Regions from separate parts of the Homo sapiens genome. Here region 2 is linked to region 1. Evidence: chromatin loops called from intact Hi-C (ENCODE). Cell type or tissue: MCF 10A. All regions are shown on one strand. Links, peaks and the distances in the headings refer to the core of each region. The heading gives the core; the rest is flanking DNA.

Region 1 (12,099 bases), core at 1-8,000:
AGTTACTTAATCTTGGTTTCATTATGTGTAAGATGGCAATAATGATGGCAAAATGGTTCAGAAGGCTGTTATGAATTGTTGTGATGATTAAATGAGATGATACACATGAGTATCTAATATCATGCCTGACAAATAGTAGGTTCTCAATAAATGTTTGCATTAACCAAGGATGTTTTTCCTGTTTCGAATGAGGCAGTTCCTAGGTTCTAAAGACCTAGACAGAGGAGATGACCGCCCTTTCAGTTGGGTTTGCACCTGAAGACATGGCAGCCATAAGTAGCTAGGTCCCAGGTGGCATCACTCCCACTCTTAGGTGACAGATCATATCAGCCTCACCACTCAGCCCATTGGCCTTATCACAGAGGCCAGTCTTTGTGGGGCTCCTTATAATAGCGGTACAAGCTCTGTACTCAGAAAAAGCCACTAGTCTTCGAGAGGACAGCTTCTGCTCTACCTCCACACCAACTTCTCTTAGGATTCTAGTCCCCGACAATCTCAAACATCCGTGAATCAATCTGTGTATCTCTCATTTTGACACTTTGCACACCCTTATCTTTACTATTACTTGACTGTTCCATGTGACAATGTCCACTGCCTCAATCAGTTTCTAAGCATTTTGAAGATAAGGTCAGAGAACATTCAAATGGTATTATGTGTCCCTCTGTATCCCCATCTTCTCTACCAGAAGCTATGGACTGAAGTGTGCACATAGTATCTACTAAGGAAATAGTCAATGAATTGAACTCTGAACAAGAACTCACCTACAACTGAGTTTTTAGTCAAAGAATTAAAGCAATAAATAGCTCTGGAGCTGGTTTCCCCCCAATGTTTGTTACCAGGAAAATAACAGCTCTATTATTTCCATTCTGATTCATGGGTAATTGTTGGGACAAGAAGCTCATGAGATTTAACGTAAATGGGTCAAATCCTCCTCCTTCTCTCCCTCTGCCACCCAGCCTGTAAAATTTAAAAGAAACAGATATACTAAAACTTACTCCGAGTTTCTGTGATTTAGCATGGTATAAAACATCCTGGTAGTGCTGGGCATGGGCTGGGTCCACATCACTAATATTCGCAGTAGGTAGGAGCAAAGTTTCTAAAGTCCTCAAAGGATTCCCTTCATCAATAGCTTCATTGATGTACCCTACAGCTACAACTCCTAGAAAATGAAGAAGTAGTTTTCCTTTTAAGTCACAGTACATTATAACTTCTTTAGTATCACCGATTGCAAAAGGCTAATTAACTAGTACAGCAAGGCTATAGGATGCAAGATGCAAGCACAAAACCAATTATGTGTCTATACGCTCATAATAAGCAATCTGAAAATAAAATTAAGAACACATTCAATTCATAAGACTGCAACTACAAATACATTATAATTATAAATAAATATTTAGACATAATTTAATGAAAGAAACATAAGACATGTACACTGAAAACTATACAACACCATGGGAAAAAACTTAAAGACAAATAAATGAAAAGAGCCAATGTTCATGAATTGGAAGATTTAGTATTGTTAAGATGGAAATACTTCTTAAATTGACCTACAGATTCAATGCAACTTCTATCAAGGTCCCAGCTGCTGGTTTTTATTTTTATTTTTTTTTTTTGAGAGATTCTTGCTCTGTCCCCCAGGCTGGAGTGCTGTGGCATGATCTTGGCTCACTGCCACCTCCGCCTCCTGTGTTCAAGTGATTCTTGTGCCTCAGCCTCCTGAGTAGCTCTCTACATTCTGACCAACACTTGTTATTGTCTTTTTCATTACAGCCATCCTAGTGGGTGTGAAGTGGTATCATACTGTGGTTTGGATTTGTATTTTTCTAGTGACTAATGATTTTGAGCATCTTTTCATGTGTTTATTTTCCCTTTGTACATCATCTTTAAAGAAATGAAGTGTCTATTCAAGTCCCAGCTACTTGGGAGGCTGAGGTAGGAGAATCACTTGAATCCAGGAGGCAGAGGTTGCAGTGAGCCAAGATTGCACCACTGCACTCTAGCCTGGGTGACAGAGTAAGACTCTGTTCCCCCCACCAAAAAAAAAAAAAAAAAAAAAAAAAAAAATATATATATATATATATATATATATATATATATATATAGAGAGAGAGAGAGAGAGAGAGAGAGAAAGAGAGAACAAGACTGACTATAGGGTTCACAAATGAAAAGCACAGAAGTCAAACTATGAAACCTGCTTTTACAATTCTAATGAAACGGATCTATCTGGAGGTTACTTCTCAATACCTTATTATTAAAAAATAAACTATCATCCATTCATAAAAAAATGCATTTAGATAGACATGCACACACAGACACACACACACACACACACACACATATATATATAAAACACACATATACACACACTGCCAAGGAGCTTTTGCTTCCTAGGTTAGTACTGATGGATAAGAACTGTTAAAGAAACTAGATATTAATGAACAATAAGCTTAGAATATAAGCATTTTTAAGGTCAAACTTCATATTTCTCATTTTTTCCATTAGATTTAATCTAAAATGATCACCCGTCACTTCACAACTGTGATATGCCATGAAATAGAATGAGTACTTCTCATTTTTAAAAAAAGTATCTCCAGCTTGACATTCAAGTAAAGATAAAATATTTAGCTAAATATTTCTTGAATAGATGAGCCCATAACCACCACTTCGTTAAGAATGAAAAGATTTACCTGTAAGAAGAATGAAACCATCTAAAACTCCTAGAAATCATTCCAGACTATAATACTTAAATATGTTTGAAGAAAAAGCAGAAGTATTTCTCTAATGTGCAGGTTATATTATCTGTAAACATTGACAGAACTCTGGAAAGTCTAAGTATTATCTATATACAAGGTACTGTCGTTTTACCCTATAGGATTTATAAACTGGAGTGCATGGAATATTTAGTGCCATTCTCTGGTCACCCCCCTTGGGTAAGCTGTTCTAAATACCTTTAAAACACCCCATCCAAAAATGGTCTTAACAGAACCAAGGCCGATCACCTGGAAGTGAGTGCATTTCAGCTGACTTGATTGAAATCACCTGCTAAAGTTGCTGTCTGCTGCGTTTCTAAGAATACAAGCTGCTGAGGTCATAGTGAATGACATCATAGGAGCTGAAAGATTACCCAGAAGCCCTCTGGGAACATATGCATCACTTCCTCTGTTTATAAATAAAAGGGAAATCCTATTTGAAGAAAGATTGCTGAGCTTCACTCAGCCCACGGTCCACTTCTTTACATCAACACATGTTACTATAACATTCTAGTCCACAAGAGAGTGGGCGTTCTTTTAGAGTTCATGTATTTGAGGCAGCAGATGAGGTAACCTACACAGAATTGTACCTACCAAATTTAAAGAGCAAAAACTCAAAGAAGAAAACTTCCTGATGTAGGCTATAAGGTTAAAATAATGCTCCTTTATGGTTCTACTGGGAAAAGTAAACTTTTCAGTAAGAAATCAACAGAGCCTGAGGAAATGCATTCAGCAGCTAGCTTCTCCATTAAATTCACCTTCTATATTTCTCATTTTCCATTAGCTGCTTACCTCACCCACATCACAACTCAGATATGGAATTAGATCTCAGAGCATGTGGCAAGAATAAGGTGGGGAGGCAAGAGTAATGCACCTTCAAAACGTCCATGAAAAATTCTCAGCTCCTCAGATGACTTAATTACTATACTGAGCAATTCCTGCCTGGTTACAATGGTGTATTTTAGAAATTTTAGATTTTGAAGAATTGCCTAAACATGATATCAAACTCAATACTTCAGGAACTCATTCTGACAAAAGAAAAAAATAAAACCAAGACACAGATAAATTAAATACTCTGTATTAAAGTTCCCAAATTCCAGAAAGGAAATATTAGTGTCTGAAATACCTTTTCTGGTTATGGTATATGTCCTTTATGACAAGATACTTAACAGAAGTGTTATAGTGGCTGTGTGAAATGTCCTAGGGAGAATAACTTAGTAGTGCTGTTACCTTGATAGATAAAAGCCACAGCAATCAAATGAGATTTTTGCTTAAAAATAATATCTACTTACAAAAGACTATTTTCTAAGTTATGCAAATGTTACTTGCTTTTTTTCCCCCCAGTAACCAACTAAAGCAAAGGCTGTACTTGATAGCCAAGAACAAAACTGGCATTTTCCCCCTGTTAATCAATGTCAACCCTACAATCTTTCAGCACTGAGAACTAACATACCTTCATTTGTGTAAGCAGCACATACAGAAATAACCAAAGCAGAACTGAAGCATGGGTATTGCCAAGAATTGGGGAAAAAGTTAGAAAGCAAAGATGGGACGTGAGTCTTTGTTTTGCCTACCAAAAGAAAGGAGTCCTACTTCTTGGGTGGCAGTTGCTGTAGCAACCAAACCACTGCTAAAGGAGATTCAGAGCATTAAGACGGAGGTTGTGGAGAAGGGCAGAAGCCTGGGGGACTGAGCTCTGTAGCGGGACACTAGGAGCAGTGGTGGTCCCCCAACCCCCACCTGATGATGTTGAACATCTGCTCAAATTAGAGCTTGCGTCTTGACTAACGTCTGGCAAGAACCATAAACTCCCAAGCCAAGTATCAGAAAAGAGCTAAGTGGGGTGTGAGCAAGCCGTCTCACCGCAGAGACTTTAAATGCTTCACTGAAAGGAAATGCAGAGGCAACAGGGAAGCTGTGCCGTCTCGAAAGAAATTTAGATTTGTGCACAACTTGAAAAGGACAAAATGAAAGTGTCCAGGGATCAGTGTAACAGTGGTACATCCATGGTACCGTATATAGGGTAGCACACCTGGATCCTGTTTTATAGTAGGGGCTTAAAGTGAGAATATGTTTAAAAAACAAGAACCAAAACTGGCCTTGACTTTTGGCCCAGCACTCACAGGAAACAGCAAAGAAAAAGAAGAAAACTTTGCAAATGCAATTAATTAACAAAGTCATATGTTTTATTTCAAGAGTGATCTTAGTATTCCTAAGTTAAATACAGCATTAGAAGACCAGACCTAAGACCTTACCCAAACACACTAAAATAAAACATAATAAACTGTGAGAGAAGTATCTGCCCACTCTATCCGCGAGCTTGGAGCAAATGAGTTAGAAAAGTCAAAGCTGGAAGGTGGAGGAGAGATCAATGATTTTAGCAACACTCACCCACTGTTGCTGACAAGTCAAAAGCTCATAAGCCACAGAAGATGGTGTTGCTTTGTTTTCATGGTGGAAAACACAGCTCGAAGCTTGAATTTGGTAATGCATACTACAGAAAAGCAGTGAATGTATGGACTGCAGAAGCTACATAGCTCCTCATTCTTCACTCTATTTTCATAAGCAAGATGCAAATGATAAAGCAGCAAGCTGACATTCAAGAAAGCATGTTTCAGGGCATATCTTCCTGAGGTTGGTATGCTTTCATGCTGGCAGCTCATAATTTCTAGAAACACAGCAAATCACCATGATTTGTGATCATTAAGCAACAGTTAGATCGTGTTCCAATTCCTCCATTTGTGGGGCAGAAAAATCGTGTCATATTTCAGAAAAAAAGATGCCCAAATAAAAGGTCAAAATAAAATTGGGTGCTTAAAAATATGAGTTATTTAGCTGTCTCTGTATTTAGCTGTCTCTGAAGTACAAATAACCAGAAAAATCAGGCCTTTTACTTGTGTATTTTATTATATTATGAATTCTTGTGTAGGCTTTGTAACGTTTATAACATATTGGTACAGTGGTATAGGCATAAAATCTACCTATAAATAAAGGTATGCATATTAGCGGAGTTTGCTCTCACAAAGTTCCTTGAGCAAAAACTTAAAGCCCTAATCTAGAAAACTAAGTTGTCCAGATACCTTCTTCTCCCACTATGCTAGAGAAGGAAAGTGTCTTATACTTACGGTCATTTTCTTCTTGAATTTGAGCATTAACCATATCAATACAATTCTGAATTTCATTCCAGCTTAAGTTATCTTGCCCTTGGGATAAAACTTCTAGTTTAACAGAGAGTAGTGTGTTTGCATAACTGTGGAAGAGAAAATAATCTTGATGTTAATTAGAGACATTCATTCTTCGTTCCTGTTGTTTCTCAACTATGACACATGGTCAAACATAGTTGTTATGAAGTTAGACAAAGAGTAGAAAGGCAAATAAAATTGTCTTGTGTAGCTCTGTCAACATATACCAGGCTTACTTGTACTAATGGTGTTTTCTTAAAGTATTTTTATGAACAAATTCTGTTAATGAAAGCTCTTCAAAATCGAAACTCATACCTAACTCAAGCAAAACTGGAAACTTTCAAGTCTGTGAAATTACTTTTCCCTAGTTACTAATTTTCCTCCCCTTTGTATGTCTTGGTTCTTCTCAGTCTTCAGATGATTGTTACAGGGCAAAATTCAGAGTTACTATGGGTCTCAATCTTTCTATCATCAAGTGTCCTTTTCATTATTTCTCTTGTTCCTTCCAAAATCTAAGTTTTAAAAGACCTTTTCTACTACAACCCTAATATAGAGCCACTTTGAGGCCTAATATGACACTGAGGAATCAGATAACATGCAAATGCAGTTCCAGAAACCTTGCTGAGTAGCACAATCTTTACCGTATGTTGTCCTGAAGAGGTGGCACATGAGTTAAACCAGGATATACTGAAATTCCTTTTCACCTGCCCATTTCTCCAAAGGCTCCTAGCCAATACTCAAAAATCTCTCTTAGGCCTGGCGTGGTGGCTCACACCTGTAATCCCAGCAATTTGGGAGGCTGAGTGAGAGGATCGTTTGAGCCCAGGAGTTAAAGACCAGCTTGGGCAACACAGGGAGACTCTGTCTCCATAAAAAAATAAAATTAAAATTAAAAATGGCCCTCTCACCCATTGTTTATGACCAATGACCCTTCTCACTGTGCATAGCCCTCTGGAAGATACAGTTTAGTCAACCACTCCAATTACTTTTTTTCTGCCTGGGGAAATTTCAGGGAAAAACTTACTCATACTGATATATTAAGAAACTTTTACTTCTCAATTATCAATTTTCCCACTTTCCAATTTTCACAGAACCAATGTTACAACCATAGGCTAACATGAACTATTCCAGCGAAAATTAATAAAACTAGATAGTTTAGTGTGCTTTTATGTCTTTGCACCAGGGCAATGAAGAACAATCTTCTGTGTACATAATGAGTCACTCTGCAGTTTGAATTCTGAATAGTCTCTAGGGATCTAGTAATGGCAGAGGTTAAAAGAAGAAACATTATATGAAGTCTAAAACTGTTTTCTTGGTTGTGACAAACTTTTTCAAAATTCTGCATGCTTCAAGGTGACATGCGGTGTCTTCCATAGAGAGTAGCTTGAGAGAAAAACATTCAAAAATAGGAAATGGTGGTAACAATTTATTTTCTGTAGCTGAATGAGGCCTCGCCAAGTGCAGATGTGAAATACACTAGTAATGTATAATAAATAATACTGACCACAATAACGATTTGGATTATCGGTAACTTGCACTGGTTAGTGTCCCTCACAGATGGAGACCATTCCAAAAGCGCAAAGTCCTTATGGGCATCCCATACACTTAACGTCTAAATGCTGACCCAACAGGAGTGAAATGAGAAAGTAAAAAATAAACACAGAAAGAAATACAACTACCCATCATTTCTTTAGAAATGAACAAAAACAAGCTATAAAGGAAAAGATTTTAAAAGTAACACCATTTGACCCAGTAATCCCATTATATGATTATAAATCATTCTACTATAAAGGCACATGTACCTGTATGTTTATGCGGCACTGTTCACAATAGCAAAGACTTGGAACCAACCCAAATGTCCATCAATGATAGACTGGATAAAGAAAATGTGGCACATATACACCATGGAATACTATGCAGCCATAAAAAAAAAGGATGAGTTCATGTCCTTTGCAGGGACATGGATGAAGCTGGAAACCATCATTCTCAGCAAACTAACAGGAACAGAAACCAAACAACACATGTTCCCACTCATAAGTAGGAGTTGAACAATGAGAACATGTGGTCACAGGGAGGGGAACAACAACATACACCGAGGCATGTCAGGGGGTGGGGAACTAGGGGAGGAATAGCATTAGGAGAAATACCTAATCTAGATGGTGGGTTGATGGGTGCAGCAAACCACCATGGCACTTGTATACCTATGTAACAAACCTGCATGTTCTGCACATGTATCCCAGAACTTAAAGTATAATAATAAAAAAAAATTTTTTTTAAAGTAACACAAGAGAACTCCACAGGCTTTTCCAATTGAGTATTTCTCTCCAGTACTGAAGTTACCAACTTTGGGAAATATTCCGTAGTTTCCCCAAACAGGTCAATGTCCTCTCCTCTCACTCCTCTCAGTTCTCTTCACCTCATCTATGGACAGACTAGTAAGGAGTCTACTAATCTAAGAGCCCTGGGAAGCTCTGAGAAGATCAGTAATCCAATTTAGTTCAGCAGATGTTTGTGAGCACTTACTACATGTAAAACATGGCAGGCACTACAGGAATATTAGGAGGAAAAAGGTGCAGCCTTTATGCTTTCAGACCAGTGGGTAAGACGACAAAAATTCCAAAAAGGTATAAAAGCAGAGCACAGGAAGGACCATTAAAGAGTCCATAAGAGTAGATATAATGGGGTTCAAAGCAAGAAGTGGAAGGAAACCCTTATTGGTGGAGCACCCTCCCTGGGACAGGCACTGAACCAAACACTAAATCCTCAAAACAGTTCTGCAAATGCAGAGTGGGGCTTTTGTTTCTTTTGTTTTTGTGCTTTATAGATGAAGGAAAAAGGCTTAGTTAGGGAGGGTCAATCTCAGATATTTTTGGTTCCAAGGCATATGCTCCTTTAACCACATCATGCTACCTCCCAGGAGAGATAACATCAGATGCTAGGGTGGGGAGAAGCACGGATATACCTCACAGAACATAATGTATGGTAGGCAGGGCTCAGAAGCTCCAATACTGTGTTTAGCTGAGCTGGGTAAAGGCACCAAGTTCCTGATGGTGAGAGGACCACGCATAGGAACACAGAGACCAGAAAGTACACTTGGACTTGGCTAAAGCACAAAATACGAGTAGGGATGGAGCTGGAGGTAAGGTCAGAGCAACATGCTTAGAATGAGAAGTCTGTTCTTAATTCGGATGTGAACAAGGAACAATCAAACAGAATTATGAATAGGGTTACATTTTAGAACAGTTAATCTGGGAACAGTGTATGCCCAAGGCTAATGTTAACCCATACAATACTTTTGTGAGAATTAGACAAAAGAATCTCTCTGGGCAAACACAGCCCCAAGAGTAGAAGCCACGGTGAACAGGGAGAGACTTTGCATGAATTTGTCAAGGTGGCCATGCACAGCACACTTGTGCTATGAAGAACCTGCACTCTATGGGGAGAGGCCCTGGACAGAGCCGTGTTTCTCAAACTTGATAATCTGCAAAACTGGGATTCCAAGATCCCAAGTTAAGATGCTGACTTTGGAAGTAAAATGCCAAGGCTGTAGAAGATCATTTGGGGCCAATACAAGTGTCAATACAAGAACCCAAGTGGGCCCTTAAATCCCATGTCAGTACTGGGTCTTCCAGATCCAGAATGTATTTAAATTAAAAAAAAAAAATCAAAACATTTTAAAAGTTCTTCACACAGAACACTCGAACTGTGAGGCTCCATCTGTAGGTCCCAGCTGGAAACTACAGGTATGAATATGGTTTTCAAATAGAATGGGACCACTTCTTTAAGGGTATTTGTAAATGAAGAAGCAGGCATTTTTGATAATCAGAATGGGTGAGTCAGGGGCTAATGTCATGTGGAGGACAGTTGCCAGGGATGCTAAATATGTGGAATAGTCTTGACAGTTATCTCACCAAGATGCCCCATTAGCCTGTAAGCTTCATAAGGGATTGACCGGGTCTGTCTTCTACTCTAGCACTGAGAAAGTATGGCAAAGCCTGGTTAGGTAGGAATGATTAATGAATGGGGAGAGAAAAGAAGTAGGATGACCAATTTAGGGGTTACTACAGAAGCAAAAGTGAGAAGTCTAAGTGAGGGTGGTTGCAGGGAAATGGAAACATCTTGCAGAGGTATAAGGCACATAGACTGGCTACTGACAGCAGGCTCTTTAGAGCACGAGGGTGCCCGGCTGAGGGCAGAGGGAAACTCAAATTGGGCTTCAGGTTTCTAAGCTTACAGGAGAGAATGGTGCCATTAACAAGTAACAGAAACAGTGGTGGTAGATATAAATTACCTTGGAAACACACTCTAAGGAGTCATATGAACCAGATGGCCAAATTTAAGTAGAACAAGAGAATTAGTTTCTCCAAAAAGACTAAAAACAAGGAAAACCCACCATCCTTCCATTACCTTTTGGCCATTCACTACATAGACAAGTGGTCAAATACCATTTGTTTAACCTAAGAAATCTCTGGTTTTTCCTTGGCAACTGTACATGACCCAAGAGAATTAGCCAACCTGCCTATTAGAGCCGTTCCAAAATCAGTAGCTGAAAAGAGCTTTTGTCAAGATCTGTGCAGACATCTCCCCCTGGTGGTTACAAGAATCCAAGATTCACTCATTTTAACTGGGGCTTTTATCTCAGCGACTCTCTCATCTGGCTCCCAATTCTGGCCATTTGATTTTCTCTCAAGATCCGCTATAGTGTTTTATAACAATGCTATCAGTTGTACTATCTGGTAGCACACTTCAGAAACATGAAATGAAAGATAAATGGATGTTGTTACCCACTGCCATGACCCACTGTGGTCTCAGGATTTCTTTGGCTTAATAATCAGAAGAGTGGAGTTTGGGGCCCAACTGCCCAATTTTAGGTCCATAACCCGGATTCTGTTTCTGCATCAGTGACATAAAAGAATTGGACTGGATGATTATTAAAGTTGCTTCCAACTCTTCTACATTCTGCGGTTTCCAAAAGACGCCCAAGGAAAGGTATGTTTCCAATAGTTCCTTTATTTTCAGCCTATCAAATAATCTTTGCCAACGACAAAGTCATTTATTAATTGCCACAGGATGATCACTTTCTGATTCTTCTTGTTCCCCAGAAGGAATACTGTAAACAAGGATACTAATTAGAAGGACTCTTAAAACAGACTAGTTTTCAAGAAACATGAGCATGGTATATGGATTTCTCCACCAACAGGCAAATTCCTCACTTTTAAGATCTGCCAAACATGCATTTCTGCATTGAAAGAAGGTTTGGAAAATGTTCCTTACCGTTCCACATATGCCTTGTCCAGATTGTTTAAGCCTATTGCGGGGCTTCTGAGTTGATTCTGCACAGACACAAGATCGTTGCTTTCCAAGGCCTGGTTTAGTAAAGCAACAGCAGACAACATTTCCACAGCAATCAAAAGCTCCTCGTGGGCCAAGTAGTTCTGTTGGAAAACATATGGCAACATAAGCTCCCCACACAACACACCTCATGTGCATGATGGAGGTTTACAATGCACATTTCAACAAACAACAAAAAGTCAAAGAACTTGATAGCTCAGCAGAAAGAGGAGTCGTGGCCACCTGCTTTCCACTGGCTTTAAGAACAGGTATATGGCTCCTGGGCTTTCATTAGATGATCATTTTTTGGGACTGGGTTGATTACAATGAAAAGTTACGATTCCACAAATATCTGCATTCCCATTGCTGATCCCTACTCCTAGCTATACTGGTTGCTTAAAGGCTCAGTCCAGCCATATAATTAAGCCAAGGACTAGATAACATTGTCACTGACTGAGAGTGCCAGGTAACATTTTAGCACAGCTAACGATTTCCAGTTTGAATTAAGGGTTAAGGGAAGGTTGGGAGAATTTCACTGAAAAGTTATAATCTGAAGCACAAAGCAAGGTCTTCAAACCAAGACTACTGATTTAATTCAAAAAAAGTTAAAGTGACATTTTCATAAATTTTAAAATAGAAATTTTAAAATACACTACCAGGTCAAGATATTTGAAGAAATCTGAGGTGATCTTTTGGTAAAGCAAGTAAAGCTCTCCAGGTTTTTTTGTTTGGTTTGGTTTGCTTTATTTTTATTATTATTATTTTTTGAGATGGAGTTTGGCTCTTGTTGCCCAGGCTGGGGTGCAATGGCACGATCTAGGCTCACTGCAGCCTCC
Region 2 (16,261 bases), core at 4,256-12,255, 93 kb before region 1:
CAACGTGAAACTTAACTGTATATTTAATTCCTTCTACCAAAGCCTGCATTAAGGCTAATGCATTACAAAACATACATACCCGCAAACTGTTGAGATAGTGAGCATTGTTTTAAGCTATTCATCTCTTTGTCAAAAAAATATACATAGCCTGAAACCATCACTAAAGTAGCAGATTTTACTTTTTTTAATTTGAATTTTCCAAATTCTGTTGGTCTTACCCTTCAAGTTTATTTGTGCCACATGTACATAAACTAACCTACTTTCTCAATATTTTGCAATTTGTGAAAAAATAAAGCCTGTTGCAGGCATGAACAAAGTGGCAGGGAGGTTCCAGCCTGAGAGTCTGGAATCCTTTTGTGGTGAAGACTCCTAAACTGTCAGCAGGAATCACACTCCTTTTCTTCCTTTTAATAACAGACCCAATTCCCTCTCTACCTCTCTGTATTCACTGGCTACATGGCTGCCTAGTTAGGGACTATCTTTAGCTAGCTGTGTCCACATGACTCAGTTTTGGCCAATACAATGTAAGTGGAAGTTAAAGTGATGCGTATAACTGAAAAGGCTTGCCCTGGACTTCTTCGTCATCCTCTTCCTCATCTGGCTGGGGGGAATCAGTACAAGGACAGAGCCAACTGACCCACCTGGAAACTCTTTACCTTGTGGATCTGCTCACCGTTGAGCTGAATTTGAGAAAAACAAACTTCTACCCCTTGTTTTAGACACCAGGGTTTTGTATCTTTTCCTTACAGCAGCTTGCTCTCTACTTTAACCAGTACAGCAAGAAATGTATTCTCTCCTAACAAACCCGACCAAGAATCTTCCCCTACCCACTAAATGACTTTGATTTATTAAGACAACTTAAAAGCCAAATTAATGGAATTAAGTAACATTTATTTTACATAAAACAATTTCCAGAGAATACATTTAAAAACCATCTAGATACTGATTTTTTAGCATTACAAAAAATTGAGAGGCACAATTGAAGTATTCAAATAAATTGTGAGGGGTGGAGGTGGGGACTATGCTCACTATCTATGTTGTTCCTTAGTCACTTAAAGGCTCTGCGTGCAAGAGTCTTTACATGAGGCAGTAGTGCACTTTCATTTAGTAGGAATAAATCACATAAAATATATACTTTTATACAGAAAGTGTTATTGTGTTGTCATTTTCAATTACTTATAAAAACTTCATTTGAATTGCACAAAAGTTCTCTTTAAAATTGATAACTCCCAGAAGACAGGGCTTAGAACTGTCTAAATAATTCATTACAAATAATTAGGTTTCCATTTATCCATAGATTAAAAAAACTATGAAGAATTACGTTATTCAAGTGGGACATTTAAAATTTTTTTCATAGGAAAATAGGTTTACATGTTTGTCCCTAGTCAGCTAAATTTCCCACCCCCCAACTTTAAAACAGATCACAGGATGTCCAAAGTTTTAAATCAGAGTACCTATATCACAGTACAGTGTGGATATGTTTCCATTAATTCATTTTATGTCTCATTCTATTATAGTATCAAATTAGCAAAAAGGCACCTGGGTACATTCTTCAGAACAGTTTTGGTCGTTTTAAAAAAATCACACATTTATAAGCAGTGATTTCAATCATGTTTAAAAACAAAAATATTAAACAAATTCATTTCCTAATCCAGATGATACAGAATCCAAGAAATTTCTGTAGGCACTTCACTTTCCATAGAACTTCTTGTTCAGCAGGTATATGAGAAGGTTTACATTCACTTTAACCTTATCAAACATTTTCATTACAGCTACTCCTTCATATTGCATCTGAAGTAAATCCTGAAATTGTAAAAAGCATCATTAAATCTCAACTTTGACATTTTGTGCATTTAAAAAACATATTAGAAGAATTTGTTGACAAAAGTCAGATTCAATTGACCTAATCACCTGGGTGGGGTCTAACTATGTTGCCCAGGTTGGTCTCAAACTCCTGGCTTAAGCTATCTTCCCACCTCAGCCTCCCGAGTAGCCAGGACTACAGGCGCATGCCATGGCACCAGGCCATAGATGGGGGTTCTAAAACTTAAGTGTACATCAGAATCATCTGGTTAAAAACATAGGCTAGTTAAAATAAAGGCTGCCTGGGCTCCTCCCACAGGAATTTCTTGTTATGTAGCTCTCTGGTGGGGCCCATCAATTTGCATTTTAATAAATTCCCAAGTGATTGTGACTTAGATGAAAGAAAATAGCTTTTTGGAATTGATAAGGGCTGTATGAAAGTAAATGATGATCATTAAGTTAATGTCAGATATATAATTTCAATTTTTAATCGAAAATGTTAAAACACAAAGTTCTGGCTAGATGCATATTCTTTAGAAAGCAGTGTTTTCTGGCTGGGTGTGGTGGCTCATTCCTGTAATACCAGCAGTTTGAGAGGCTGAGGCAGGTGGATCACTTGAGGTCAGGAGAGTGAGACCAGCCTGGCCAACATGGCGAAACCCCATCTCTACTAAAAATACAAAAATTAGCTGGGCGTGGTGGTGCACACTTGTAATCCCAGCTACTCAGGAGGCTGAGGCAGGAAAATCACTTGAACAGAGTAGGCAGAGATTGCAGCGAGCCGAGATTGCACTGCTGTACTCCAGCCTCAGCGACAGAGAAAGACTCTGTCTCAAAAAACCCGAAAAACAAAAACAAAAACAAAAACAAAAACAAAAACACAGAAAGCAGTGTTTTTTTAAAGTGAAGTGAGCAAGACATTCACTGGGGAAGCAAAAAGAATATTAGAACTCCTATTTCTATTTATTTTTTCTCATTTTTTGGACTTTTTTGGTATATAATACAGCACGTTTTAGAGTACAATAGCAGAAGCATGTATACTTTACAAATAACTATGTATGGAGAGAAGTGCTCATACTATTTCCTGATGAAGTGACCAAAGTTTGGAGACCATTGTACAAAGCGGTGGTCCGCACTTCTTGAACTAGGCTACTTCTGTTTCTGTACTGAGAACAAGCCCTCATTCTTAAGTCGAACTGTCATTCTGTTTTTCACTGCCAGCATATAAACAAAGGAAATCAACTCTCTTTTTAAAATAAGTAACTGGATCACACCAGCCATATGCATGAAACTAAGCTGTAACATTTCATAGTAACATAGGTACAGGAAGCCTTTCCCAATGGAAGATATAATTCCTGAGCTGTCCTGGCCCAATATCTAAGTCTCATTTTCTTGTTTCTAGCAAGGTCAATTGTAGAAGTTGGAGTCATCTTTGAGAGAACTCTGACTCTTGGCAGCTTCCTCCTCCACTTCCTCAATTACCTCTCACTGCACTTAAGAAAACCCCTACATTATTCAGATATGCTTCTAGAACTAAAATTCTATAGGGAATTGAAGTCCTTTCATCAATAATACTTTTAGCTATTTAGAGTGTAGAGGAGATTCACTTTTCCTCTGGGAAATGCAACATCTGTTAAACAAAGTCTAGTGGAAAAGAATTAAACCAATAGAGTTAGATTGAAAAGGAATGGCATATGTAGGGGAAGTAGCTGGGTCCCCAAAGTAGGGAGCAGAGAAAACATGGCTGGACTCATGACTTGAAAAGCAGACTTTAGTTTTAGCTCTGCCATTTGCTATCTTAAGACCTTGCAACATGACATAACTTCTCTGAAGTTCTGTTTCCCTGTGTGTAAATTGGGGATAACACTGCCAATTTCACAAGGGTGCTACTGGGAATGAGATATGAGATTAAGGTATATGCAAACCCTTTGTAAGCTACTCTTGTCTTGCAGGATCAACTGGAATCCTATGAGACAGGCAGTGGACTAGAGTGATGAAGAACTTGGATCCCAGCTGCATTATCTTCCATAATTATCCCAGCTAATTATCTTCCATAATTAGCTGTCTGAACCTCAGTTCTTCATCTAGGAGAGGAAGAAGGCCCACCCTGCAGTCCCCGATAAATACCTGACATTATTTTTACAAGAAGAATATATATCACATAAGTCATATCCTCCTGTTACCTATATGGCCTATAATTATAGGATATAATTCTATCCTATGGTTTTCTTTAGGAACTGAAGGGAAAATGGGCTGAAGATAACCAAGAGACATAGAGCTGTAATGTTAGAAGGGGCTTTCTTTAGTCCTTTCAAACTTTGGTCCTGTTCCTGGTCCTTTACTCACAGTAAGGACCTGGCCATCACATTTCTCTTTGACAATTTACACATTCATGCAATTGACTGAAAGCTGCATATATAAATAGAAGTCTGCCTTTACATCTGACAGCTATCAAATGCAGGGCTGGCTCCGTGGGTATGCAATCTGTGCAGCCGCACAGGGTCCCATGCCCAGGGTTTTATTCTCTTCTGTCATCATCCTAAAATCCTTAATAATTTTAAAAACAGGGCACTGCATTTTTATTTTGCTCTGAGCCCTGCTAAGGATGTAGCCAGTTCTGATTATGCACTACTGATTTAAAAAACCCAGGACATACTGGTCACCTGCATATAGCTAAGGATTAACATTTCACAATCCATTATGTGTATAAATGAATGGTATGAACAGCTAATCTTACTGTATACAGAATCCTTAACAAAGGAACAAGTGAAGCTTGGTTTTTATACCAGTACTCAAAGGAAGTCTCATGGAATTATTGCTTTCTCTCTAAACACAATATAAGGTGTCTCCTGGTCACTTGTGACTCATTGGTCCAGTTGATATTGACTGGCCCTGGATAATTTCCTTCTTGGCAATCACATATGTCTTTTGCTATTTCTACAGAGGAATCACTAACCAAAGGGTATCACCACAAGCACCTTCTTTTCTCTTCCTGTATTTATCTGTTACACAAAATAACTGAAGACCCTAATTAGCTAAATTATTAAATGGATACATTTAGTGACATTTAAAGTAAGTTAGAAAACAATACTGTTTACTTAATTATACTTTCAATAATTACATAATAGCTTTCATCTTATCTCCGAATTCTAATTTACTCCATTATCTCAATGTCCTTATCAAACCCATTCAGCTCCCGTTTTTCTTTTAAACTTACAAGGGCTGCCAGAAAAGAAGGGCTCTGGCACACACTCCCATGATGGGGAAGTAATTCCAGTGCATGGAGCCCTGGGCTGCACAGACAGTGAGGCCAGAATTCACATCACTCTCAGGATCTTAGTGAGATGATTCATGTAAACATATGCAAAATACCTGGAAACCATTTTGTAAGTAGTTTGGGGCCCAGGTAAGATGTTATTTCCATTTAAAAAGTGTTACATCAAAAAAGAAAAATAAATTACTTCTTTAAATTGGTTTTGTGCTAAGGATTAAGAAGTTGGGGGCAGATGAACATTTGTTTGCAGTGCTCTCTTTTTTTTTTTTTTTGCACAGAAACTGGATTTCTCGGTTTTCATTTACGTGTATTTGGCTTAAATGTGGCTCTTATGATAAAATAACGATAATTTATATTGCAAACACCATTTTTCTATGTATAGATATCTGTTTTGCATAATGCCTTTCATTCCTGTGATCCCAAGCATTTGACAAATAGAGTTAATAAATTGACGTAAAAACTATTCTAGGGGCCAGGTGTGGTGGCTAATGCCTGTAATCCCAGCACTTTTGGAGGCTAAGCCAGGCAGATCACTTGAGCCCAGTAGTCTAAGACAAGCCTGGGCAACGTGGTGAAACCCTGTCTCTACAAAAAATACAGAAATTAGCCAGATGTGGTGGTGTGTGCCTGTAGTACCAGTTACTCGAGAGGCTGAAGCAGGAGGATCGCTTGAGCCCAGGAGGTTGAGGCTGCAGTGAACCATGATTGTGCCACTGTATTCCAGCCTGGGCGACAGAGCAAGACCCTTTCTCAATGCCCCCCCCCACCCCCTCCCCCCACAAAAAAGAAAAACCATTCTAGGAAAGAGGGAAAAATGAGATCATGAAAGTTCCAGTCCTGGGCATACATGCCACTGTATTCCAGCCTGGGCGACAGAGCAAGACCCCTTCTCAATGCCCCACCCCCACCCCCTCCCCCCACAAAAAAGAAAAACCATTCTAGGAGAGAGGGAAAAATGAGATCATGAAAGTTCCAGTCCTGGGCATACATAGTCTTAGAAAGAAATGCAAGTTTCCAATAAAAGGAAAATTTATAGCATTTATTTAATAGCTCTGAATACTTTTAAATTATATTCTTTTGTCTAAGCTTTAAAATGGAAACATGGCTTAGAGAAACTGACTGCTATGGTTTGCCAGCTAGAAGCATATCAATTTCCAATCATTTGAAAAGTCACAGCTCTTAAAAATCATCAACACTTAACAAATATTGGCAAATAAGGCTGGCACTGGTTTTCTGTTAAACTTTATTGTTGTCCTGAAGAGAGAGAGCCAGGGTAGCAATGTATGATCCACATATAAAATTTATCATCAATGTGCAGAAATTCCAGCAGCTTACCTGAATATTGAGTTGCACCTTTTCCATCTCAACACCAAGGAATTTTGATCTTACATCGAAAATGCCTACATCTTCAGTAGCTATGATATCAAATGTAACATTCTTAAACCTGTGAAGAAAGGAACATTCATACATGAGAAATTACAAATACAGATGTGCTTAAAGCTGAAACAAACTAATGGAATCTCAAATAATCATTTTTAAATAATGGCTTGTTGAGAAAATCCTAAGGAAGTCACCAAAAACCTCACGTCATCTTTCCCCCAATTCTGCTCTCCAAACACTAGGTTTGATGGCTATTGTTGAGATCTGTAGCTCATAGAGTTCTGACATAGGTGCTTTATTACAAAAGAAATAGAAGATACGGTCCTTGCTCTTCAAGAGCATAAAACATAATTGGAAATATGTGAGTCACAGAACATGAACATTATTGACCTATAGCCAATTGAGTATTTCAGATGATAACTTTTATAGAAACTTCAGGCCAGGCGCAGTCGCTCACGCCTGTAATCCCAGCACTTTCAGAGGCCGAGGCGGGCGGATCACCTGGCCAACATGGTGAAACCCCATCTTTACTAAAAATACAAAAATTAGCTGGGCGGTGGCATGTGCCTGTAATCCCAGCTACTCGCGAGGCTGAGGCAGGAGAATCGCTTGAACCTGGGAGGTGGAGGTTGCAGTGAGCCAAGATCCCACCACTGCACTCCAGCCTGGGCCGCAGAGTGAGACTCCATCTCTGGAAGAAGCATTTTCTTCTGAGTTGGTGTTGTCAGGAGGTTTCATGGGATAAACAGAAGTCAGGCTTTGAAGGAAGGCAGGAGTTAAAGAAAAGGCAAATGCCAGTGAGTCTGGCTTCCCTTGAGATTTTAGGACAAGAAAGTGATGGAACACTGGGCTCATGACCCCTTTAAAAGGAGGCAGCACATGGTGCCTGATGTGGGGCTGTGAAGGAGGGTTTGTTTTTTCCACTACACCGAATACACACACTCACAGCATGCTTTGGAAATGGCTCTGATCCAGGGGTTGGCACAGCCTATTTTAAATGAGAAAGGTGCTATTTTGCAATGGTAGATAATTCATCCATCAAGACCAAAAGACAGCCTTTTACTCTCATTGCTATGACTCAGTTCTGGAGGTTCACCAATCCAAACATATTGCACAAGCCACGGGAAAGACAACCACTGATCAACACTACATATGACTGACAGCACCAGATGCTGAGGCCAAGGGAAGAGTAGCCATAACAATTTGTGTATTCTTCCCTTGTCACCCATCAGTAATTGAGGTTAAGCCTTGCTAGACCAAATGGAGCTCTCTCCAAGGCCACAAGAAATCAAATGGCATGCGTGTTCTATGCAGATTCCAGGTCACACTTACTGGTTTGTTTGAAGATCATCTATATCTAGCAGGACACCTTTCTCATGCAGCTTTGCTGCAGTGTACTTCACTGGCTTCGCTCTCTTCGCCCCTTTGGGTTCTCCTTTTCCATCTAGTTTAATTGATCTCCGAGTATTTCTGACAAAATAAGAACAGAACATTTGTTGTTATGATGGCAAATGCAGAGGCTTCTGGTAGTGCGATTACCATACTCAGAGTGACATCGCTGTTCATACCTGGCCCTCAGAGCGCTGAATATACACTTTTTTATTTTGTGATAGTAGGTAATTTTGTCCATAGAGTGCAACTTCACTACTAAACTGTTTGTGGGGAAAGGGATTTCCCAAGTGACTGAAGTTTGCATTACAGACTAACATTTTTAATAAAACTTACACTCTATTTTCTCAGGTATATTGAACCAAGTGGCTATCTTTAGTCATTTCAGAAGTAGCTTTGGTGCAATAACATGAACTGTGTATTCCTAGATAACGATATTACTAGGACTGTTTTAATCTATTTAACAAACACTATGTGGCTAGCATTGTTCTAAGTGCCTTATAAATATTACCTCACATTTCCAAAATTAACATTTCCATAGTACTTTTAAACTAATAAATTCCTTTGCTATATACTATATCATGTAGCTCTCATAACCATACTTGTGAGTCTGGTACTCTTTGCTTTTTTGGGGGGAGGTTTTTTGTTTTGTTTTGAGATGGAATCTTGCTCTATTGCCCAGGCTGGAGTGCAGTGGCGTGATCTTGGCTCACTGCAACCTCTGCCTCCCGGGTTCAAGTGATTCTCCTGCCTCAACCTCCAGCTGGGATTACAGGCACATGCCACCACATCCGGCGAATTTTTGTATTTTTAGAGGAGAAGGAGTTTCGCCACGTCAGCCAAGCTGGTGAGGCTGGTACTCTTAATTCCACCTTAAGGATGAGAAAACTGAGGCTCAAAGTTCACTGAACTGGGCTCAAGATCACACGACATAAGAGAGAATCAGAACCCAAATCCAATTCGCCCGACTGTGGATCTTGTGTGAAATGCCTTAAAGTAAATCCCTAACAATCTCATTTCTACTGAAAGTAAGCTTGACCAACTTCTTCCTTGCATGTATATGTATATATTCTTCCTTCCTTCCTATATTTAGTGTATAGTGTATATGTTTATGTAATTATAAGTGCATATGCACACTATATGTAGTGTGTGTATATACATATTTAGTGTATTTTTGTATATATATATATATAGAGAGAGAGAGCACGAGAGTGAGAGAGAGAGAGAGAGAGAGAGAGAGAGAGAGAGAGAGAAACAGAAAGAAGCCTGAAGCAAATGAACTATATATGGAGAGAGAGAGAGCACGAGAGTGAGAGAGAGAGAGAGAGAGAGAGAGAGAGAGAGAGAGAGAGAGAAACAGAAAGAAGCCTGAAGCAAATGAACTATATATGGAGAGAGAGAGAGCACGAGAGTGAGAGTGAGAGAGAGAGAGAGAGAAACAGAGAGAAGCCTGAAGCAAATGAACTATATATGGAGAGAGAGAGAGCACGAGAGTGAGAGAGAGAGAGAGAGAGAGAGAGAGAGAGAGAGAGAGAGAGAGAGAGAGAGAGAAACAGAGAGAAGCCTGAAGCAAATGAACTAAAATTCAGGACTAGTGGGAGCCAAATCAATAAGGTTTAAATGTGGCTGCATCCCTTTATCAAATCTTCTGTGATTTCAGCAATCCAACTTCTGGGTGTTTACTCCAAGATGTGAAATCAGTTTGTCAAAGAGATGTCTGCACTCCCATCTTCATTGCAGCACTACTCACACGTTAGCTAAGTTATGAAATCAACCTAAGAATCTACTAACAGATGAACAGGTAAAGAAAATGTGGTATATATACACACAGAAGAATACTATTCGGCCCTAAAACAAAGAAATTCTGACATTTGGGGCAATGTGGACAGAATTAGAGGACACTATGCTAAGTGAAATAGGCCAGGCACAGAAAGGCAAATACCACATGTTCTCGCTTATATGTGGAATCTAAAAAAGTTGAACTCATAGAAGCAGAATAGAATGGTGGTTTCAGAGGCTGGAGGGTGGGGGAAACGGGGAGATGATGGTCAAAGGATATGAAATCTTAGGAGGAATCAGTTTTTTTTTGAAATCTATTGCACAGTGTGGTGAATATAGCTAATAATAATGTATTGCACATTTAAAAACTGCTAGGAGTAAATTTCAAGTGTTCTTATCACAAAAACTAAGTATTTGAGGTGATGCATATATGAATTAATTATTTCACATTGTAATAATAAATGATAACATCACCTTGTACCCCAGGAATACATAAAATTATAGTCAATTTGCAATAAAATTTAAAAGATCTATGATTAATGCAACAGATTTTTCCATACAGCACCATTTCCTCCTGCCAATTTGATGACAAGGATTATATAAAAATATTGTACTACATATTTAAATGGGTAATTAAAATTTAACTAGCATTGATCATAGTCTAGTGATAAGAATAATTACTAAGCAAAGGATATTCATTAAAAATGGCTATACTGTATATAAAAACCTATAATACTTATGCTAATGGATAATAGACAGCTGCCAAATTTTGCCAGTTGTGTCAATAATTTTTTAAAACCATGAAGCAATTTAAAAACATTCAGCTGCTCTGTGCAATTAGCAAACACCTGGCATTATCTAATATTATCAATTATATAAAATACATTCCAAAAACAAGAGACTTTAAAAATAATAGTATTTAAAAAAATCTTTGGCTAAAAAAGACAAAAGGAATAATGAAAGTGCTTCCCTAACTTACTAATGCTATTTGCTCAATATACAACAGGTAAGCCACTTTAATTCTAGTGCTGGTGGGGAATTGAAAAGCTTTCACTTACTCCTGACTTCTTAGTTCACAGTGGCAAATAATAAAACTGAGACTCTAGTTTTCGGTTAGAAGACAGAGCAAAAAGTTTTCTTCCATACCCAACCCAACTGCCTAGAAACACAGAATTGACATCTCATAGAAATCATGACATTACAAATGAACATGACATGATTTTAACTTACTTTCTTTTTAAGTTGTCTAAACAAGTCTTTATGTAGGTGTCATAATAATTGATTTGCTCTTCATAAAATGCTGCCTTCTTGTTAAGTGCATTCAGGGTCTGCTGAAGTTTTGCCAATTCAGCTTTTCGAAGCTTACGATAGATTCTTTGATTTCGAATATCCTAAAACAACAAGTAAGGGGTATCATATTTAAGCAGAAGTTTGCTTTATGATATTGCCAGTTTGGGACAAGAAGAATATCAAGCAGTAGTAAGTCGCTATTTGTAACTTGACTTGTAGCTTATCTCAGGCACCTTATTTTACTCTCAACACCACAGGGTTCCCATCCCTTTTTACTTCAGAACTGGAAAGTGTACATATTTCACTTTAAGAGACTTGTTAACATTAATTTTGCTCTGGATGGAAAGGCAAAGAAGTTATTTTAGAATAACCACACATTTAGTTTAAGGAAAAATTGCGTTTTAAAAGGGGCACAAAGTAGCAGAAATGCAATTTCTTCAGACTTTTTTTTTTAGACATAGTCTTGCTCTGTCACCCAGGCTGGAGTGCAGTGGCCTGATCTCTGCAACCTTTACCTCCAGGTTCAAGCGATTCTCCTGCCTCAGCCTCCTGAGTAGCTGGGGCTGCAGGCCCGTGCCAATATGCCTGGCTAATTTTTGTATTTTTAGTAGTTACAGGGTTTCACCATGTTGGTCAGGCTGGTCTTGAACTCCTGACCTCAAGTGATCTGCCCGCCTCGGCCTCCCGAAGTGCTGGGATTATAGGCATGAGACATTGTGCCCAGCCTCTTCAGACTATTTTGAATATTCCTCTTTGAATAGTACTTTAAACTAAAAAAGTTTACATTTAATTGTTAAATTCATTTTTAAAATAAGAAAAGAACAAACTTTTTCATCTGACAAATATTTCCCAAGGTTTGAAAAAACAACACTGGGCTGTCAAGACTGAGTGAAAAGATTCAACATTGATAACTATTACTTGGATTTAAATAGAATTCCTAGAACATTAAGTTGCATAAGCTGCTTATAGCTTACAAGAGCTATGCTAAATTTAAACTTGCAGATATAAGTTTTTTTCATAATTCTAATTGGTAAGTTATGAAAATGTTTGACTTAAGAAAACGGTGCCTGTTTAATATTATTTTTCTTTTGTAAACAAGTTAAAAACCATTCCCCTAGGAATTCAAAGAAATACCTACATACACATACACTCCCCCACAACTTCCCCATGCCCTTAGGTAAAATTTCTTCATTAAATAGAATATTCTTCATTAAATAGAATTCTTCATTAAATAGAAATTCTTCATATAATAGAATATTCATTAAATAGAATATCATGTCTTCATGATAGCCTTTTTCTTTTTTAAAGCAAAAGCATATATTTATCTACCCCATATTCCCAAATAGAAATATTTCTACCCCCAAACTAAAGAAAGAAATGTTATTTCCCTTGAGTCACTTGGGCTAGAAGGAATAAGCCTACTGCCAGAATTGAACATAATTTTCTATCAAAGAACAAAGCTGAGCGCATTTCCCTTCCAGAAGGTGAGAAATTTTTTTTTTTTCTGGTCATTTAACTGCCTTTAACCTCTAGATCCATATTAATTTGCATGTTTGAATAAAAAGAATGAAATATCCTTCTAACCCAAATATATACTTCCTTATCCTTGACAAACAGATCTCAGCCACTTCCTGTGATGTTTCATTGCACTAAGTTGAGATCCTTTGCTCAGGAAGTTTCTCAAGTGTAAAAATATTGGATAAGAAAACAGAAACTAATCTTCAAGTCTGAACTGCATTTAGGCTAAATTGCTTAAAAACAAATGATCAGGGACACAGAGTTCCATCTCAGTGGCAGGTTCTAAGAGCAACTGAGCTATATGACAACTAACATCTCAGGAGAAAACTCTTCCAATAGTGTTATTTTTAAAACTTTAAAGGTATAGACCAAACTTGTCAAGTACATTTTTTAGTATTTATTTCTGGTCTGTTTCAACTCTCCTAATGACATGAAAGTGTTGTGATTGTTTTCTCTTAAAAGTCATCAACTGCTTGGGAGGCCCCGGTGGATCACCGGGTCAGGATTTCGAGACCAGCCTGGCCAGCATGGTGAAACCCCGTCTCTACTAAAAATACAAAAATTAGCTGGGCGTGGTGGTGCGTGCCTGTAGTCCCAGCTACTCAGGAGGCTGAGGCAGGAGAATCGCTTGAACCTGGGAGGCGGAAGTTGCAGAGAGTCGAGATTGTGCCACTGCACTCCAGCCTGGGCAACAGAGCGAGGCTCCAACTCAAAAAAAAAAAAAAAAAAAAAAAGTCATCAACTGCTTTGAAACCTTGAAAAATCTGTAGCATTGAAGAGGGCAGTAACCACAGCATATGCAACCATGAATCCCTAATGCCACCTCACAGAGTGCCCAGCACTTGACTGGTGATTAGCAAATGTCTGCTAAGTGAAGGAAGAAAGAATACTGTTTCCAAAAACCTTGGCAATCTCATTGAGAATGTCTTGGTATTTATTTTCGGATGACACGTGTCCAGTCTGTTCCAACGTCCGAAGATTCCTCTGGATTTTCCTCTTCTTCTGCTCAAGAGGCAGCTGTGCATCTTCAATCATAGATTGGCTATGCTTCATTTCTTCTGGAGTCCTGGAATCTATCATTGCACGGCTCACCATGTCCGTGGCATGGTCTACCTCCTGAAAAGAGAATATCAAGATGCTGAGTTTTCTCTGATCCCCTAATTTCACAGTTCATAAGCTACACAATGCAAGTTAATGTCAAAATGAAAGTAGTCCTCCAGCCAAAGTTCAGAGACTAGAACCAGAACATGTTCTTCCTGAGTTTTGAAGTAGGTCTTTGAAAGGAATTACTTCATCTTTTCGATAGCAAGCCTTATTTGGGAAAAATTCTCAATAGCTACTTTATTGCCAAGGTGACAAATCACTATAGTAATGGACATATTTTAATGGATAACTGCTACTTTGTTCCCCACATGGAAGGATTTCAATTCCTGGATAGGCTAGCTGAGGAAACTAAAACTAGATTACCTATTGAAATGTGGCTATGAGAACCCTGAATGTTCAGAACCCAGCTAAACTCTCACACATCAGCCATGTTTATGGAGAGTCCTAAACTAAACCAACAGTAAGGCAGTCAGAGAGCTTTATTCTTATAAGGGAATCACAAACCAGCAACTCTGAAAAACTTGCAAAGTTTCTTTGAGCCAAAGGGAATAAGAATATTCTAGCACATTATAAATTCCCAAACGATGAGTAAATGAATGAATGAATGAATACTCTTTGGATAGTCTGTTCAAGGAAACAGTAACAAAAAGAGACTATTGGTCTTCCCATTTCATTGTACTAGACAATTGACTGACCCAATAGATGAAGTCTAAGGAAACGACTATTAGTTAGGGACAGTAATCTTAGACACAGGACAGGTAGGTCAATATTATTGGAACATTATTACCAGGTTAGCAGTAAATAACAAAAGCAGCAGCCAACATTGTTGAGCACTTAATGTGCACCAGATACAGATGTACCCACTTAACATGTTTAATTGACTTAATCCTGCCTGTGAGCTGGGTACTATTATTATACCCATTTTACAGTTGAGGAAACTGCGGCACAGCAATGCTTCTAAGTGCACAGAGTTACACACCTAGGAGGTGCAGAGGTATAGTTGATCTCAGAAGTCTGTGTTCTTAGTCACTTATTCATGATACATTTAGGGGAAAATGAAAAATAGTAAGGAGTAAAAGTCTTTTATACTAACCTAGTATAATATTTTACCCACATTGTTTAAAACATACCCACATATTAACAAACGTGTGATTTGAAGTTTTGCTTTACATTTTTTATTAAAAATTTTTAAAAATTAGAGATGGGGGTCTCACTGTGTTGTCCAGGCTGGTGTTGAACTCCTGGGCTCAAGTGATCTACACACCTCAGCCTTCCAAAGTATTGGGATTACAGACATGAGCCACCATGCCCAGCCTTTTATATTTTTTAAATTAAAAACTATTACAAGGATTCCTTGGCAATCAATTAAATTAAGAATGATCCAGGAAAATTATGTGTAGCTGTGCTAAGAAATAGTTAATTAAATAATTAACTTTTGTTTAGGGAGCGGCAATTATTGGTACTAAAATAACAACCTTGAATTTATTTTAGAACGAACAATGACGTATTTTCAAAGATGTTAATAAAAAGCTAAATGCAAGATTGTTGTGAAACCTCACTTACGCTAACATAATGATGCTTTGACTCAGTGGACTCAACATTTGCTTCTGAAGCATTTGGAAAACATCTTTAACATGTGAGTCGCTTATTTGTTTCAAGTTAGTAAATACATAAAATGTGAAAGGTATTTTTCAATATCCTGTCAGCTAGAACTCTCTCAACTGACTTATTTGCCCATTATGATGAACATTTCCGGGCTTTGAAAAACCCAGAACTATCATCCTAGGTTAAGACAAAAGTATATTCGGCATGAATTTGGTGCTGTATTTTCTATTTCATTCCCATTGATACTTCATACAGGTTTATATATGGCTGAACTAAGTCCACTGCAGTAATAGATAAAATTCCTTACTTCCGGACCATGTCAGATACAGTTTCTCTGAGATAATAAACATATGGCATAAAGATTTATGAAGAAAATCAACACCTGTCTATTATTATTTTACACTTAAAGTCAAATTACCTGTTGCGCAGTTGCTGGTGTCTCTAAGATTTCTGTCAATGTGTTCCCTGGCTGGTTCCGGATCACATCAATTATCAGCTTCTTGGTCCTTAACAAACCAGAGAAAGAGACAGACTTTCAGACTGTAGTCCTTATGCACAAAAATCTGTTTCTCCTAAGAGAGTGCACAAACACATACAATACTGAAGCTTCAAAGATAATACCTTAAAATAAAACATTCTTGCGGATATTCACCAGGTCTGCTATAAGGCTCCTGAAAGTTTATGAATGCTTGATAATCAAAGTCTGGGCTTTCTGTGCTTGATGTTGTAGCATTATACTGTCAGTAACATGGGCACAAGTGTATCACAAGATTTCCTCTCTAAATACTTTTCCTTCTTTTTTAGACGGAGACTACTTTTTGATGGGCAGGGGGAGCAAGTGCTGCTGATATGGCCTGCTACTGCAGAGTGCAGGAATGATATCTAATATTCTCCTTTCCTGACTTTAATAGCACCTAGACTTCTGAGCTGGCTTAATACCTCATAAGCCTTTAGGAGCCAGACCAACTGTTACCTTTCCTACTATCAGAAAGCTATTAAAGAGTCTGAAGACCAGTGGGAGCGAACGTTCAGTGTGGGCTGTGGAGGCTTGGTCTGTCAGCTGACACAGCAGCGAGGAGGATGGTGTTCAAGGGCCTGAGCAACTAACAAATAGGGTTA

Evidence for each region. A loop is a pair of places that touch in the nucleus more often than their neighbours do. Peaks named below come from ENCODE experiments on the same cell type or tissue, not always from the same donor. Only the 100,000 strongest peaks of a DNase experiment are listed, where the experiment ranks them.
Region 2: it touches region 1 in a loop (4-fold over the local background); 19 of 110 quality-filtered maps call a loop at or near these places.

The regions. Positions count from the first base shown.
Region 1 is chr5:76,600,080-76,612,178 of GRCh38, reverse strand. IQGAP2 (IQ motif containing GTPase activating protein 2) reads right to left here. Exons shown (of 36, transcript NM_006633.5): 11 at 11,207-11,367; 12 at 5,876-6,000; 13 at 996-1,159. LOC101929109 (a long non-coding RNA gene) reads left to right here and starts at 3,210. Exons shown (of 2, transcript NR_134278.1): 1 at 3,210-3,319; 2 at 4,095-5,571. RefSeq lists an enhancer at 3,298-3,347. In MCF 10A, for the core only: no CTCF peak of the experiment used is centred there; no DNase peak of the experiment used is centred there.
Region 2 is chr5:76,692,742-76,709,002 of GRCh38, reverse strand. It overlaps IQGAP2 (IQ motif containing GTPase activating protein 2), which reads right to left. Exons shown (of 36, transcript NM_006633.5): 31 at 15,561-15,648; 32 at 13,337-13,549; 33 at 10,856-11,016; 34 at 7,790-7,927; 35 at 6,413-6,521; 36 at 871-1,803. The coding sequence ends at 1,690. Among named protein-coding and RNA genes, the nearest start is that of NCRUPAR, 12 kb to the left of the region's middle. In MCF 10A, for the core only: no CTCF peak of the experiment used is centred there; a DNase peak (open chromatin) is centred at 7,522.